3 separate regions of the Homo sapiens genome follow, and all the other regions are linked to region 1. A link is a contact called in ENCODE Hi-C or POLR2A ChIA-PET data. All regions are on one chromosome and are shown on one strand. Each heading gives the region's core, a stretch centred on a gene start or an enhancer-like site at or near the end of the contact. The rest is flanking DNA. Distances are from core to core; before and after follow the strand shown.

The links. Hi-C counts contacts between places; a loop is a spot of excess contacts on that map. ChIA-PET counts read pairs that join two places held with the same protein, here RNA polymerase II (POLR2A). Pooled maps may share reads with other maps.
Region 2: a map with no recorded cell type shows a loop between it and region 1 (4-fold over the local background). The contact joins the enhancer-like site here to the promoter of SUPT5H in region 1. A Hi-C loop is called at or near these places in 1 of 37 single-sample maps with no recorded cell type. POLR2A ChIA-PET finds 5 or more read pairs at or near these places in 2 of 52 experiments (activated CD4-positive, alpha-beta memory T cell and activated CD8-positive, alpha-beta memory T cell).
Region 3: a pooled map shows a loop between it and region 1 (9-fold over the local background). The contact joins the promoter of ZNF546 here to the promoter of SUPT5H in region 1. A Hi-C loop is called at or near these places in 10 of 50 pooled maps. POLR2A ChIA-PET finds 5 or more read pairs at or near these places in 5 of 52 experiments (CD4-positive, alpha-beta T cell, CD4-positive, alpha-beta memory T cell, Panc1 and 2 more).

What each region holds. Positions count from the first base shown.
Region 1 is chr19:39,443,174-39,448,303 of GRCh38, forward strand. SUPT5H (SPT5 homolog, DSIF elongation factor subunit) reads left to right here and starts at 2,409. Exons shown (of 30, transcript NM_001111020.3): 1 at 2,409-2,464; 2 at 2,631-2,792. The coding sequence starts at 2,718. RefSeq lists enhancers at 1,652-2,449, 2,209-2,478, 2,450-3,246, 2,619-2,838.
Region 2 is chr19:38,664,582-38,669,711 of GRCh38, forward strand. All of the region lies in intron 1 of ACTN4 (actinin alpha 4), which reads left to right. Among named protein-coding and RNA genes, the nearest start is that of ACTN4, 19 kb to the left of the region's middle. RefSeq lists enhancers at 508-1,197, 1,198-1,887, 1,528-1,822, 1,888-2,577, 3,416-3,495 and silencers at 1,528-1,822, 2,148-2,442. Within about 2 kb of position 2,635, at least 35 of the 41 ENCODE cell types and tissues checked have a DNase peak (open chromatin) inside an H3K27ac peak, as active enhancers do.
Region 3 is chr19:39,993,180-39,998,309 of GRCh38, forward strand. ZNF546 (zinc finger protein 546) reads left to right here and starts at 3,881. Exons shown (of 7, transcript NM_178544.5): 1 at 3,881-3,978; 2 at 4,682-4,736; 3 at 5,069-5,130. RefSeq lists enhancers at 3,029-3,530, 3,516-3,695, 3,531-4,030, 3,703-3,997 and a silencer at 4,816-4,915.

The sequences.
Region 1 (5,130 bases), core at 1,159-3,658:
GCGTGCGCCACCACACCTGGCTATTTTTTTTTTTTTTTTTTTTGTATTTTTAGTAGAGATGGGGTTTCACCATATTGGCCAGGCTGGTCTTGAACTCCTGACTTCGTGATCCGCCTGCCTTGGCCTTCCAAAGTGCTGGGATTACAGGCGTGAGTCACTGCGCCCGGCCCTAATTTTTGTGTTTCCAGTTTAGGGCTATTATGCAACTCTTTCTTTCTAAAATATTCTCAAGTATTCTGATGTGCTACCAGAGTTGAGTTCAGAACCACGGATCCACCAAGGAAGAAACTTCCATGGCTGGGGAAATGACTGTGCCCTCTTTTTTCTGCAGGGAATGGCTTTCTGCAGCAGTGTCTGTAGCGATTTAATATGTAGAATCCTATTTTCTTGTTGTTTTTTTTTTTGAGACGGAGTCTTGCTCTTTTGTCACAGCAACCTCCACCTCTCAAGTTCAAGAGATTCTCCTGCCACAGCCTCCCGAGTAGCTGGGATTACGGGTGTGCGCCACTACGCCACCTGGCTAATTTTTGTATTTTTTAGTAGAGACAGGGTTTTACCATGTTGGCCAGGCTGGTCTTGAACTCCTGACCTCAGGTGATCCGCCTGCCTTGGCCTCCCAAAGTGCTGGGATTACAGGCGTGAGCCACCGCGCCCGGTGGAGAATCCTTTCTTTTTTTGAGATGGAGTCTAGCTCTGTTGCCCAGGCTGGAGTGCAGTAGCACGATCTCGGCTCACTGCAAGCTCGGCCTCCCGGGTTCACGCCATTCTCCTGCCTCAGCCTTACGTGTAGCTGGGACTACAGGCGCCCGCCACCACGCCCAGCTAATTTTTTTTTGTATTTTTAGTAGAGATGGGGTTTCACCGTGTTAGCCAGGATGGTCTCGGTCTCCTGACCTCGTGATCCACCCGCCTCGGCCTCCCAAAGTGCTGGGATTACAGACGTGAGCCACCGCGCCCGGCCCAGGTGTGTCATACTTATGTGAGAAATTTTACCAATGTGTCCTGAGGCTTCTTTTTTTTTTTTTTTTTTTTGAGACTGAGTCTCACTCTCGCCCAGGCTGGAGTGCAGTGGCGCGATCTCGGCTCACTGCAAGCTCCGCCTCCTGGGTTCACGCCATTCTCCTGCCTCAGCCTCCCGAGTAGCTAGAATCACAGGCACATGCCACCACGCCCGGCTAATTTTTTTGTATTTTTAGTAGAGACGGGGTTTCACCATGTTGGCCAGACTGGTTTCGAACTCCTGACCTCAGGCAATCTGCCCGCCCCGGCCTCCCAATGTGTTGGGATTACAGGCATGAGCCACCGCGACTGACATAGACTTCTGATTTTTAAAATTTCCCCTATCAGGTTAATTTTTCAATTTTTAAAAATTTAAGTTTTAATTTTTTTTTTTTTTTTTTTTTAGAGACAGGGTCTCTATTACCCAGTCTGGAGTGCAGTGGTGCAATCATAGCTCACTGAAGCCTCAACATGGGTTCAAGTGATCCTCCCACCTTAGCCTTTGGAGTAGCAGGGACCACAGGCACACGCCACCACACCACATTAAAAAAAACACAAAAATTGGATACATGGGGTCTCAATTTGTTGCCCATGCTAGTCTCAAATACCTGGCCTCAGGTGATCCTCCCGCCTCAGCCTCCCAAAGCGCTGGGATTACAGGCGAAGGTTCATTTTTCATCTCTCCATTACACCTGTCCACTCTGCCATCACTCGTCAGCCGTCATTACTAATAGATAAATTCGCCTTTAAATGAACTTAGGAAGCCTGGAAAGAAAAATAGGGACTTGGGCCGGGCGCGGCAGGTTATGCCTGTGATCTCAGCACTTTGGCAGGACGAGGCCGGAGGATGGCTTTTTAGTTTGAGTTAGAGGAGTTTGAGACCAGGCCGGGCAACAGCCCGACTCTACCAAAAAAAAAAAAAAAGTACAAAAAGAAAGAAAAAGAAGGAAAAACCAGGGCTTCACGGTCACTCAGACTTGGCGAGGAGGCTTGGGTCTGCCGCTTTCCACTGAGTTTTTCTGAGCTTCAGCGTTCTCTCCAAAACGGGGATACGGATCTCCTGGGGATGCTTTAGAGGGCCTAGGAGATAAAGCCTTGTTTCTTTTATAATTTGCTATTCGCTGATTTCGCCGCCTCCTCGCAGCTTGGCCTACCGCGCTAGTGTTCCGGACTAACGAACAAACGGCTCACTAAATTCAAACATGAGTTTCAGCCTGGTCGCCGAGCCGGCGGGTAGAAAAAACCTTTCCCCTCCTAACCCTCCGCAGATGTCGGCCCCGCACTCCGCCCAGGCCAGCCCTGCCTCTCTCAAGATGGCGACCTGGAAGTGCGTCGCCCGTGCCAGCCCCGGAAATCTCGTGTTAGGCGAGGTCAACGGGTAGGTTCTCGCGAGAGGACCCGTCAGCCCCAGTCAGGCGTCGTGCGAACAGCAGCTGGTACCGAAGGCGGAGGTGGAGCCCGAGAGGTAAGTGCGTGTGCAGAGGTGGCAGTTCCGGGCGCCGGGGAGGTGTAGAGAACAGATTCGGAAACTGGGGAGGTCTAGCATGTGGCGTAGGAGGGGGTCCTCACTCCGCTTCGCGATTGCCAAAACGAGCCTGCCGGAAGCGCCCTAAGGGGTTTTCTTCTCCCAGGGAACCAGCGGGGAAACTGAGGCTCGGGGTGGAGCGCAGGATTGTGGGACGCGCCAAGGCTGCTGTCTTTCCCAGCAGCAGCGGAAGATGTCGGACAGCGAGGACAGCAACTTTTCCGAGGAGGAGGACAGCGAGCGCAGCAGTGACGGCGAGGAGGCCGAGGTCTGTGGCTGGGGCGCTGGGGGAGACATTGCGTCTGGGGACAGGACTCCGGGCAGAAAGGCCCCTGTGGGAGGCTCGAGGGGTTCACAGCGGGCTCTGGCTTCTGGGAACTCCCAGATTGTCTCAAGAGATAGAGAATTAGGCAAGTCGAAGTCAAGCAAAGGGACAGGTTCTGGAGGCCAGAAATGGGTCAGGTCCAGTGAGATAACAGGTGATGTTTTGAAAGTTTACTCTGTGTGCATATAGTAAGCACTTAGCATTAGTTTTTTTTTTTAGTTATGTCTAGTCATTCCATAACTATATTTGTAGTGCCTACTATGTACCAGGCGCAATTCTTTGCTCTTAGGGTACACCAGTAAACAAAAAGATTTTAAAAATGTCTGCCTTCGGGAATGTAAATAAATATAGCCAAGGAATAAACTATATAGTAAGCTGGAAGGTACTCTGGAGAAAAGAACAGAAAAGGGGAATGGAGAGTCCTGGTTGCTCTTGAAATAGGGTCATCAGCATGAGTCTGAGGGGTGACATTTGAGCAAAAACTTGTTGGAGGTGAGGGAGTGAGTCGTGGTTAGCTGGAAGTGTAGTGTTCCAGTGAGGGGGACCAGCAGGTGCAGAGATGGGAGTGTGTCCGCCGTGTTCAGGGATTAACGAGGATTTGAGAGGCCAAGCTGGGAGGATCACTTGAGCCCAGAAGTTTGAGAGCAATCTCGGTAACACAACGGGACCCTGTCTCTACAAAAATATAAAAACCATTGGCTGAGGCCGGGCTTGGTGGCTCACACCTGTAATCTCAGCACTGTGGGAGGCCAAGACAGTGGATCACCTGAGGTCAGGAGTTCAAGACCAGCCTGGTCAACATGGTGAAACACCATTTCTACTAAAAATACAAAAAAATTAGCTTGGCATGGTGGCGCCCACCTGTAATCCCAGCTACTCGGGAGGCTGAAGCTGAGAATCGCTTGAACCAGGGAGGTGGAGACTGTGGTGAGCTGAGATCGCGCCACTGCACTGCAGCCTGGGCGACGAGCAAGACTCCGTCTTATAAAAATATTAGCTGAGCTTGGTGGCACGCTTCTGTAGTCCCAGCTACTTGGGAGGCTGAGGTGGGAAGATTGCTTGAGCCAGAAGGTGAAGGTCTAGTGAGCTGTGATGGTGCCACTGCACTGCAGCCTGGGTGACAGAGTGAGACTTTGTCTCCCCACCACCCCCTAAAAAAAGGGGGTCCACTTTGGTTGGATCAGAGTGAGTGCAACAAAGAATTTATGAGAGCCAAGTCATATAGGATCTTGAAGGCTGTGGTAAGGAATTTGGTCTTAACTGAGTAAAATGAAACCACGAAAAAGTTTGAGCAAGTGGAAGATGTGATCTAATGTTTTGAAAGGATCACTCTGGCTTTGGGTCTGTTGTACCTCTGTTCCAGGAACCAAAAAACCAACATTTCCTGGGGCATTTCTGATTTCAAATGTTCTTTTATTTGCCATTATCTTTTTTTTTTTTTTTTTTGAGACAGCATCTCACTAGGTTGCACAGGTTGGAGTGCAGTGGCATGATCTCAGCCCACTGCAACCTCAGCCTCCCGAGTAGCTGGGATTACAGGCATGCACCACCACATCAGGCTAATTTCTGTATTTTTAGTAGAGACGGGGTTTCACTGTGTTGGCCAGGCTGGTCTTGAACTCCTGACCTCAGGTGATCCACCCTCCTTGGCCTCCCAAAGTACTGGGATTACAGGCGTGAGCCACTGCACCAAGCCCATTATCCACCTTTTAAACTTATTTTTGTTTTATTTGTTTGTTGAACAAATCAGTGTTTGCATCTACTACTGTGTTCCACTTACTTCTCAGGTGTCTGGTAGGAAATCTTTGCATTTTTGGAGTTGACATTTAGTAGGTAGCAATCACAAACCAGTAAACAGATGACAGGGTGATTATAGATCCCTTGTTTGATGCACAGAAACTTAAATTGGCTGTTAAATTAGTTGCCAATGCTTGTGAGGGAGATTTAACATAAAGATTAAGATTTCTTTTTCTGGGGAAATGGAAGGAGCTGGCACCCTGGGACACAGAGTTGTTCTGCAGAGCAGCCGTTTGCTTGATGAGTGGCTGCCCTACTTATACAGCTGGGAATTTTCTCCAGTTCCCAGGATATGTTAGTTGCCATTTGTCCTCTTGCTTGCCTTGTGGCAGAGTGAAGAAAAGGAAAAGATTTCATGTGGCTGTGTTCTGGAAAACGTTTGGTAGATGGAGAGTGCTGTGTGTTTCGGGTGACTTGTCCCAGTCACTTATGTTGCCTGCTTATCCTCTGTGGACATTTGATTGCCAATCTTTATTGTGACCTT
Region 2 (5,130 bases), core at 1,385-3,884, 780 kb before region 1:
GGTTTACCATAGAAGGATTCAGTGGAGATAGCGAGGGTGGTGAGTGTTGCTGGATTGAGCCCGTCCCTGCAGCCTGGGCACGGGAGCACTGCAGTGCCATGAAGGAGAGGGCTGGGGGATATTAGCACAGCCGGTTCCTATTTCCTTTTCCACCTGGTTAAGACTTCCGGGGAGGCCCTGCCCAGCAGTCCTTATGAGATGCTGCCTTCCTCTTTTTTGAAAGGCATAGATGATAAGGAGGTGGACATGTTTTGAGAAGAGAACCTAGAGCTCATTACTTGTATTTGAGGCATGTATTGCTTCACTCCCACTTTGGGAGAGTTTTTTCTGGGGAAGTTAAAGGCTATTCAGGATCAGAGAGTTTCCTGCATGGTCCCAGGGGCTGGGAGGAGCCACCTGCTCAGCTGGTGGTTAGCTGATAGCACCCAGCCTACCCACCAAGATAGGAGGCAGCTCAGATGTCACTGGGATTCGCAGTACCACAGGCTGTCCCTGGGCCCAAGCAGTTAGCTAGCTGCACCCCGGGAGGGGGTGTTGAGAGCACTGAAGCTCCTGTGGGAGAGTGCCTTTGACATCCCCCACTCCCCACTGCCCAGAACTAGGAGGTAGTGAAAGGTGTCAGTGGCAAGAAGGCTGGGCCAGAGCATGGAGGGAGGCCGACCTGGGCTCCACACCCACCTCCTCCACCACCGGCTGGCTGTGCGACCCTGGGCAGGTGGCGGGGGTTAAGCCTCAGTGTCCTTCTTTGAAAAGGGGCATCATCCTATCCTCAGTTTGAGGATTAGACGTGATAGTGCGCAGGAAGCACTCTGGTGCCTGGTACATTGTAAGTGCTCAATAAATGCAGCTTCCCAAAATGATTTCAATGGCACATGGTCCTGCATCCAGGTGGGATCTGCTACTTGAGTCTCCCCCTCAAAGGGGCCTGCTGAAATACGCAGCTCAGTGGGAAACCAAAACATACACCCCTTTCCTCCAGTGCTCCCCAGGAAGCGCCAAGTCCTGAGCCCAGCCAGCAACTTCGAAGAAGTGCCCTCCAACAAGTGGCAGTGGGCACTTGAGCAAGTGACTTAACGCAGCCCTCTCCCCAGCCCCTGCATCCATCTGGGCCTCATTATCTGGGAGGTGGCTTCTTGTTTCAGAGTTACAGGCCCTGAACAATTTTGTGTTGGGATGTGCCATAGGCAGTGCCAGGAAGGTTCTTTCATGAGTAATTTAACTTGTTACTAAGTTTGCTATCAGCCGGGGGGCTCTTTCCCCGGGTTCCCTTCTTTCCCTGGGTCCCCTTCCCCGCAAAGCAAAGTCCAACTCAAGTTAGAAACATCCCACAGCCTGGAGTCAGGCTGCCCTCTCTTCAGTTGGTGTGTGATGTAGAAGCAGGAAGGGCTTCCCACTGATAACCCTAAAAATAACTGCCCAGAAATGCTGTCAGATGGGGCCAAGAGGTGCACAGGAGCCTGTGCCCAGCTGCCGACCTGGAACGTGGGACTTTCTAGAGGGCTTGGAGGAGCCCTGCCCCTTCCAGGCCTCTTCCCAACAGTGCTTCTCACGCCTGCTGCTCCATTCCCTTTTCCTCCTTCCTCCCGCGCCCCCCCCTTTCCTGGGGTCACTTCCTGATGCCATTCTTCAACTTCGCCCCTGTCCCCCCCAAAAGCAATCAAATCCACAACCTAATAAGGCAAAAGAATGAGGAGAATGTCCGCCTCCCAGCCTCTCCCCTAACAGGGTGCAGGCCTGAAGCAAATTTGGAAAATGTTACAACGGAGTGACAACCGATGGGGGCTGGGGGTGGGGCGGTGCAGCCTTGTTCAGGAGCTGCCCATTGTTGGCCTGAGGCAGGACCCTAAGGGAAGGCCACCCGGTTTGCGCTTTCCTGATCAGGCTGTTGACACCCTTCTAGCACAAGAAAATGTATGGAAAGTAACTGCCTGAGTCAGCTGCATCTCCAGTTGTGGGATCCACGTGCCAGGAGAACACGAAGTACACACAGGTCCGCAGTGGGAGCCCGCTCGGAGACACCTCCCCGCCATCACGGCTGGGACTGTGCATATCCAAACACTTCTTGCCTCTGAGATGAGCAGTTTTCTTCCCCTTGACTGTGCCAGGGTTCAATTAGCCTGGGCATTAATTAAAACTTGTCAACACTTAGAGTGGGGCCCCCAGAAATCTGTCACCCCTCCTAGATCATTATCCCAGGCTAATCAACCCTCTCTAAGGCAGTTTCCATTCTTGACTTAGTGGGAGGGAGGAACAAGCCCCTCGGTGCTGGGGAGCTCTGGGGGAGGTAGGGACTGACTGGGCCCAACCCACTTTGTTTTGGAAGGTCAAGCTTAGTAATTAACCTGAATGCTTGGGGGAGGGGGTGAAGGAGAAAGAACTGAGTCTAGGGATGTGCCAGGTCTTTCAAATTGCTAATTATCAGCGAGCATGAGGTCATCCGTAAATATATCTAATTCTTTAGCTTGTAATTAAGGTGCTCATTAAAAGTGCAGGGAAGTCTTGTTTTCCTAAAAGGGGAAAAAAACAACAACACAAAAAGTCTTTGTTTTGACCTGACACGATGGCTCAGAACAGGGGGAGGACTCAAGGCACAGGACTAGTTTCCTGCCTTAAAGAGCCTTTACAGGAAATTGACTGCAAACAGTATTGGTGACCCTGCCAAGGAGGCAAACCTAGGGTGATGTCATTGTTCGAAGCTGTCACCGCCAAGCCTCTGGCCTTGGGGCGAGGAGAGTTGGTGGGATTAAAAAATGAGTGTGTGTATGTGTGTGTGTGTTTAGCAGTCTCTAAAGAGGCGAGTCAAGGGAAAATCCTAGCGGGAGAAAAATCACAAGGGGTGGGGGGTGTCTCAGAAATATTCTTAGCTGGGTTCAACTTTCCTCGTTTTTCTAAGTTTAAAAAATCCTCTCTTACTATTTTTGCTCATCAAAATGCTGCTGCTTTTTCAGAGACAGCCTTTTTTGAGCCATTCCCTATTTAGTGTTTTGGGTAATTGGCTGTTACAGTATGGAATTTGTGGCCCAAAGGCAGCGTGGTAAGTTAGACACTAGGTGCACGGTGCCCCATTGTTATGAAGTGTGGAAACTGAGACGCTGGACTAGTCTGATGTATCTGTTTCTTCCACCAAAAAAAAAAAAAAACCATTTTGGAGAACTACCCAATGCCAGTGACTTGGCATCTCTGAGTCGCTAATCTTCCCATGTGCCTCCAGGAACCGTCTGGAGCGTCCCTGAAAAAAGGACAAGGTTTGTATCTTGTCATTTTTCCTCTGGCTGGAAGTCTAAGAGGTATAAACACAGTCTTAAAATGAAAGCAACAAAAATAAACTCAAAGCAGCCCTGCGTGAAGGCATTAATGCAAAATATGCAAGCTGGCTTCCTATTTATACGGCGGAAGGCAGTCAGAAGAGCCAGGCCTGGTTAAGGAAGGAGTTATGTCTCTGGAGGTGCCTGTTCCTTAGAATTACAAATAAACCCTGGGTGATTACTCAGATGAGGTTGTAATGTGGTGTCTCATTTCATGCTTTGCACAGTCCAGTTTCTTGATGGAACCAACGGCCTCTGAAATGCTAATGCAGGATCAGGATACAGTTAGAGTGCCCCCCTTCCTGTGCCCCTCCTAACATCCTAACAGCTTTAGAAGGAAGTTTGAAGATTAAACAGGAGAGCCATGTAAGTTTCCTGTGATCCTAGATCCTGTGATTTGTTAATATTCTTTCTCTTCAATCCACCTGACATTTACCCAGATACCATATTAGGCTTGGAGATACAACAAGAAAGAAAACCAACCCAACCCTGTCCTTAAAGAAAAGATGGACGATGAAGGGCCAGGCGCAGTGGCTCACTCCTGTAATCCCAGCACTTTGGGAGGCCAAGGCGCACAGATCACGAGGTCGGGAGTTTGAGACCATCCTGGCCAACATGGTGATACCCCGTCTCTACTAAAATACAAAACATTAGCTGGGCATGGTGGTGCGCGCCTGTAGTCCCAGCTACTCAGGAGGCTGAGGCAGGGGAATTGCTTGAACCTGAGAGGCGGAGGTTGCAGTGAGCCGAGGTCGTGCCACTGCACTCCAGCCTGGCAAGAGAGTGAGACTCCATCGCAAAAAAAGAAAAAAGAAAAAAAGAAAAGATGGACAATGAATTGCATGATGGAAGTGAACAGTGTTAGGGCGATATGCAGATGTAAATGTGGTCTTGTTTTACTGCTCACTGACTTACTGAAGTAAACCCATTGACTTCGCCTTCATGGGTTTGAAAAGGGTTTTTCCAATGTGCTCTGTGTGTCTCGGAGCTCAGGTGTTCAGAGCTGCCTCCCTTATAAATCGACCTCCAGGAGAGTTGTGTGTTTGGTTCTTGGTGTATGGTTTCGTAGGCTCCCCAGGGCTGAGGAGTCACCTTGGGATCCAGCTTTTTTTCTTTTTTCGAGACAGTCTCTCCCTGTCGCCCAGGCTGAAATGCAGTGGTATGCACTTGGCTCACTGCAACCTCTGTCTCCTGGGTTCAAGCGATTCTCCTACCTCAGCCTCCCAACTAGCTGGGATTACAGACGCCTGCCACCGTGCCCAGCTAATTTTTGTATTTTTAGTAGAGACGGGGTTTCACCATGTTGGCCAGATTGGTCTCGAATTCCTGACCTCAGGTGATCCACTGCCTTGGCCTCCCAAAGTGCTGGGATTACAGGCGTGAGTCACCGCGCCCAGCCAAAATCCAGCTTTTTCTTAGTTCCTGGCTTGGGGCATGTTGCTGGAAAGGAATGACAGATTGAGGCAAGAAGGAGGCAAGAAGGATGCATCTCCTGGCCAAGGAAACTAGAGTTTGGAGGTGTCCCCTGTCAATGGCATCTGAAGAATTTCTACATTGGAAAGGCATAGGTGACCCAGTCTGGTTTGGAGTAGATGGGACTGGGTAGGGGACTAGTCTTGAAGCTGCAAGCATGCTGTTTTTACTTAGAGCACAGGTAGCTGGGGAGGAGATCACTGTGGTGTGGGTGGCAGAAGCCATCCCTAGCCATCACCTAGGAAGATGGTGGCCCTTGGGTTGCCCGAGCTGCTGCTTGTTTTAGTAGCTGCATTTGGTGCCACATTTTTGTGGTAACTGCCAGGAAGCGGAGCCCAGCGTGGCCTCAGGA
Region 3 (5,130 bases), core at 2,631-5,130, 550 kb after region 1:
AAGGTTGGAAGAGAGTTGAGTGCTCAGAAGATAGGAAGATGAAGGAAAGTTTGGAGCTTCTTAGAGACTGGTTAAATGGTTGTGACTAAAATGCTGATAGTGATAACGGACAATGAAGTCCAGGCTGCCAAGGTCTCAGATAGAAATTAGGAACTTATTGGGAACTGGAGAAAAGGTCCCTTTTGCTATGCCTTAGCAAAGAGCTTGGCTGCATTGTGTCCACACCCTAGGGATCTACGGAAGTTTGAACTTGAGAGTGATGACCTAGGGTATCTGGCAGAAGAAATGCCTAAATAACAAAGCATTCAAGATATGGCCTGGCTGCTTGTAACCACCTATGCTAAGATGTGGGAGCAAAGAAATGACTTAAAGCTGGAACTTATATGTAAAAGGTAAGCAGAGTGTAAAAGTTTGGAAACTTTGCACTGGCCATGTGGTAGAAAAGAAAAGTTCATTTTCAGAAGAATTCAAGAAAGTTTCTGAGCAACCATTTGCTAGAGAAATTTGCCTAACTAAAAATGAGGCAAGTGCAGATAGCCAAGAAATGGGAAACAGGCCTCTAAGGCATTTCAGAGATCTAAGAGGCAGCCCCTCCCATCACAAGCCCCGAGGCCTAGGAGGACAGAATGGTTTCATGGGCCAGAATTGACCTGTGCAGCCTCAGGACATGTCTCCCTGCATCCTGGCTTCTCCAACTCCAGCTGTGACTTAAAAGGGCCCAGGTACAGCTCAGACTGCAGCTCCAAAGGTTGCAAGCCATAAGTCTTGGTGGTTTCCACATGGTCTTAAGCCTGCAGGTGCACAGAGTGTGAATAAGGCTTGGGAGCCTCCATCTAGATTTCAGAGGATATGTGGAAAAGCCAAGGTGTCCAGGCAGAAGCCTGCTGCAGGGGCTAAGCCTTGACAGAAAACCTCTACTAGAGCAGTGCAAAAAGGAAATGTGGGGTTGGAACCCTCACACAGAGTACACACTGGGGCACTGACTAGTGGAGCTATGAGAAGAGGGCCACCATCTTCCAGATCCCAGAATGGTAGATCAGAGCAGCCTCTGAGCCTGAACCCGGCAAAGCCACAGGGGAAGAAATACCCAAGGCTGGAAGCCCACCTCTTAAATTGGTGTGCCCTGGACATGGGACATGGAATCAAAGATTATTCTGGAGCTTTAAGATGTAATGATTGCCCTACTGGGTTCTGATCTTGCATAGGGCCTGTAGCCTCTTTCTTTTAGCCAATTTCTCCCTTTTGGAACAGGAATGTCTATCTAATGCTTGTACCCCCATTTTATCTTGGAAGTAACTAACTTGTTTTTGATCTTACAGGCTCATAGGAGGAAAGAACTTGCCTTGTCTCAGATGAGACTTCAGACTTTGGACTTTTGAGTTAATGCTGGAATTAGTTAAGACTCTGGGGGACTGCTGGGAAGGCAAGATTGTATTTTGAAATGTGAGAAGGCCAGGAGATTTGAGAGGGGCCAGAGGCAGAATGACATTGTTTAGATGTGTATCCCAACCCAAATCTCATACTGAAATGTAATCCCCAATATAAGAAGTGGGGACTGGTGGGAGGTGATTGGATCATGGGCGCAGATTCCTCATGAATGGCTTAGCAGCCCTTTGTTTCCATCCTCATAATAGTGAGTTCTTATGAGATCTGGACATTTAAACGTGTGTACCATCTCCCTCCTCACTCTCTTGCTCCTGCTTTCACCATGTGATGTGCCTGCTCCCATTTTGCCTTCCACCATGATTGGAAACTTCCTGAGGCCTGCTCAAAAGCAGATGCCACTATGCTTCCCGTACAGCCTGCAGAACTGTGAGCCAATTCAACATCTTTTCTTATAAGTTACCGAGTCTCGGGTTTTCTTTATAGCAATGCAAGAATGGACTGATACGGATATATACAGATATATACAGATATATATAGTGGGATGACTGGGTCATATAGTGGTTATATTTTTAATTTGAGAAAACTCCGGATATTTTCTATGTTTGTACTAATTTACATTTCCACAAATAGTGTACAAGTGTTCCCTTATATCCATACCCTCACCAACCCTTGTCGTCTTTTGTCTCTTTGATTACAGCTATTCTAACACTGTGAGGTGGTATCTCAGTGTGGTTTTAATTTGCATTTCTCTGATGATTAGTAATGTTGAGCATTTTTTCATATGGACACTTTTTTTTTTTTTTTTTAAAGATGGAGTCTCACTCTGTCACCCAGGCTGGAGTGCAGTGGCGCGATCTAGGCTCACTGCAACCTTCGCCTCCTGGGTTCAAGCAATTCTCCTGCCTCAGCCTCCTGAGTGGCTGGGATTACAGGACCCACCACGCACCACCACACCCAGCTAATTTTTGTATTTTTTTAGTAGAGACAGGGTTTCACCACGTTGGTCAGGCTGGTCTCAAACTCCTGACCTCACGATCCGCCCACCTCGGCCTCCCAAAGTGCTGGGATTATAGGCATAAGCCACCGTGCCCAGCCTTATATTGACACATTTTTAAGGGATTTGGGGGGGGGCAGGGGTTCTTTGCAACAATGTAAACATCCAGTCCCTCATCAAACTTTCAATTTTTTTTCACGTACTAATTTATATCAGTTTGGAATTATGATTCCCTCTGTTATTTAATGGGTTTTAATCTATAACTAGCATTATTTATTTTGATGCTCAAACCATGTCAAGTTTGGTCAGTGGAAGTCCCTTCAATCTGGTTTCCATGTCCTTTGAACACGTCCCCACCATTCTTTGAGCACTGCCTTACTTTCAAGCACAAGATGTTCCAAGTTCATTCTGAACTTTCCCTTCCCCAGCTCTGGAATCTGCCATTTCTCCATGGAGCCTTGCTCCTTTCAGTGGAGCATGGTATTTAGGAACCAAGGGCTGACTGCCTAATGTGCTTTCCAAGTATAATTTCCTCAGTCCAAGCTTTTCAAATTGATCTGCCAAAGACCCATTGCCAAAGATCCATTGCCAGAATATAAGAGTGGAAGGAAATTCTTAATATTTTTTGAAAGTTACTATTATTTTCATTTTTCTCTTTGTAAAAAATTCATTTAATTCAATATAAAAAGACAAAAATCTTTGGCACATAAATCGCAACTCTCTGATGCAAATGTTTAAATAAAGCTGATACTCCAAGAAGACGCAACATATTCTCTTTATCCCACAGACATATAGGCCTATGGTTGCAAACTTTTATACACACACAGAGTCACAATTCCACTGGCACCCGTGATGTTCCACATCCAGATTTTCCAAATCACACATTCTCATCTTCACATAGCCTTGCCGGCAACCACACGGCATAGTACCACATTGTTACGTCAAGCACAGCCAGTCTACCACAGAGCCTGTCGTCCCATTGACCAAAGTCACAAAAATCACAGCCCCGGGTATTTACTGTGGTTTTCTCCAGTCAGATCCCTTCACTCACTACACACTGACTCACACTCAAATTACACACACGCGGAAACACAACCCGCCAGAGCCAGAGAGGTTCCGTCGGTCCCGCAACCCTCACAGTGCCACACACACGCGCTCACAAGGCAAATACAAATGGCCAGGCACTCATTCTTTACAATACACATATTAAGCGCCTATTATGTACTACACGCCGGGACTACCTCAAGAGGTGAAACAAACAAAATCCTGCCTGGCGGAGCTATCGCCCAGTCCCGCACGCACTCGGCCTCAGGGTCACACTCGGCGGTCCCACGCTCAAGTGGCCCGGCCAGTGGCCCAGAGGCGTCTGTTCTCCTCCTCAGCTTCCTGCGTGGGTTCCTGGTAAGTGAGTCGAACCCGCCGGATGCGCGCGCGCCTGCGCCTCCGCCCAAAAGGATCAGTTTCCGGCTGTGGACTACATTTCCCAGAAGCCCCTTGGGCAGTGTTGCCTGGACCCCAAGGGCCCTTTACATTGCGTTCTTAACGGTTCAGTCACCTTAACCGTTATTATTCACTTGCGGGCGAGAAGTCCGAGCTAGGTGAGGCGGAACGGGACTCTTACGAGTAGGACTGGGGATAGAACTGCCGCCCAAAGTGAGGCGCTCCAGGGCCCAGACCTGGCGTGTCGTGCCCGCAGGGAGCCTCAGGCCTGTGCGTGCTTGGGGAGCGGAGAAGGGAAATTGTGTGACAAAATGTGGCAGACGGTGTATGTGTGTGTGTGCGCGCGACGGGGCGCCTGTCAGGACCGGGTTGGGCGGGTGTGGGTGCGGGTGTGAGGCTGAGACAGGTGCCTGGCTCTCTGGTGTGTGTCACTGACCCTCTACCCTCCTCACGGCCTCGGTGTTTGCACACAGCAGTGTCCCCAAGAGGGAAGTCAAATATCGAGCTCTGGGATGAAGGTTCCCAGCAAGAAGGTACAGACCTGGGTTGGCGATTGGACTTTTGAATTAGAAGTGTCCCTAAAACAGACTCCTGGGACGACAGGTTGGAAGACTGCGCAGTTGGAGCCGCTGTGTGGGCAGCTGCATGTTTCAGAACCACTGCATTCCCATACCTTTGATCTAGAAACCTGGTGTGAGTTCAGAGACAGATCCCAGCCTCACTCTCACACAGCTGTTATGTGCGTGAGGTCAGCACAGATGTGGCGCTGGAGGGGATATTCTAGGTCGGTCTGTGCTCTTAAGAAAGGCCTGCTGTCTCATGATTATTTTTCTTCCCCCATTCTGCTATTCATCAAAACAGGGATCCTGAAAAGGAGGGAACAATTGTTGTAGCAGGTCTAAAAGTTCAGGTCCAGGTAAGTTTATATTTCCTTTTTATTCATAAAATGGAAATCACACATTCTAATCCTCACACAGCCTTGCCTGCACCCAGTCATACGGCGTGGTACCACACTGCTATGTCAAGCACAGCCACAATCTACCACAGAGCCTGTCACCTCATTGCTCACAGTCACAAAAATCACATCCCCAGGTACTTTCTGTAGCTTTCATTTGCATTTTTCCCTTTGAAGAAGTTCATTTGATTCAATCTAAAAAGACTAAATTATTTGTCACATAAATTGCAACTCTCTGGTCTATATCTTTAAGTAAATCTTTAAATAAATGCATAAAATGTTTTTGTTTTTAGGAAATGGAAACATTGCTTTGCTTTTCCTGAATTGTCCAGTGACCTATCCCAGGCCTTCCTTT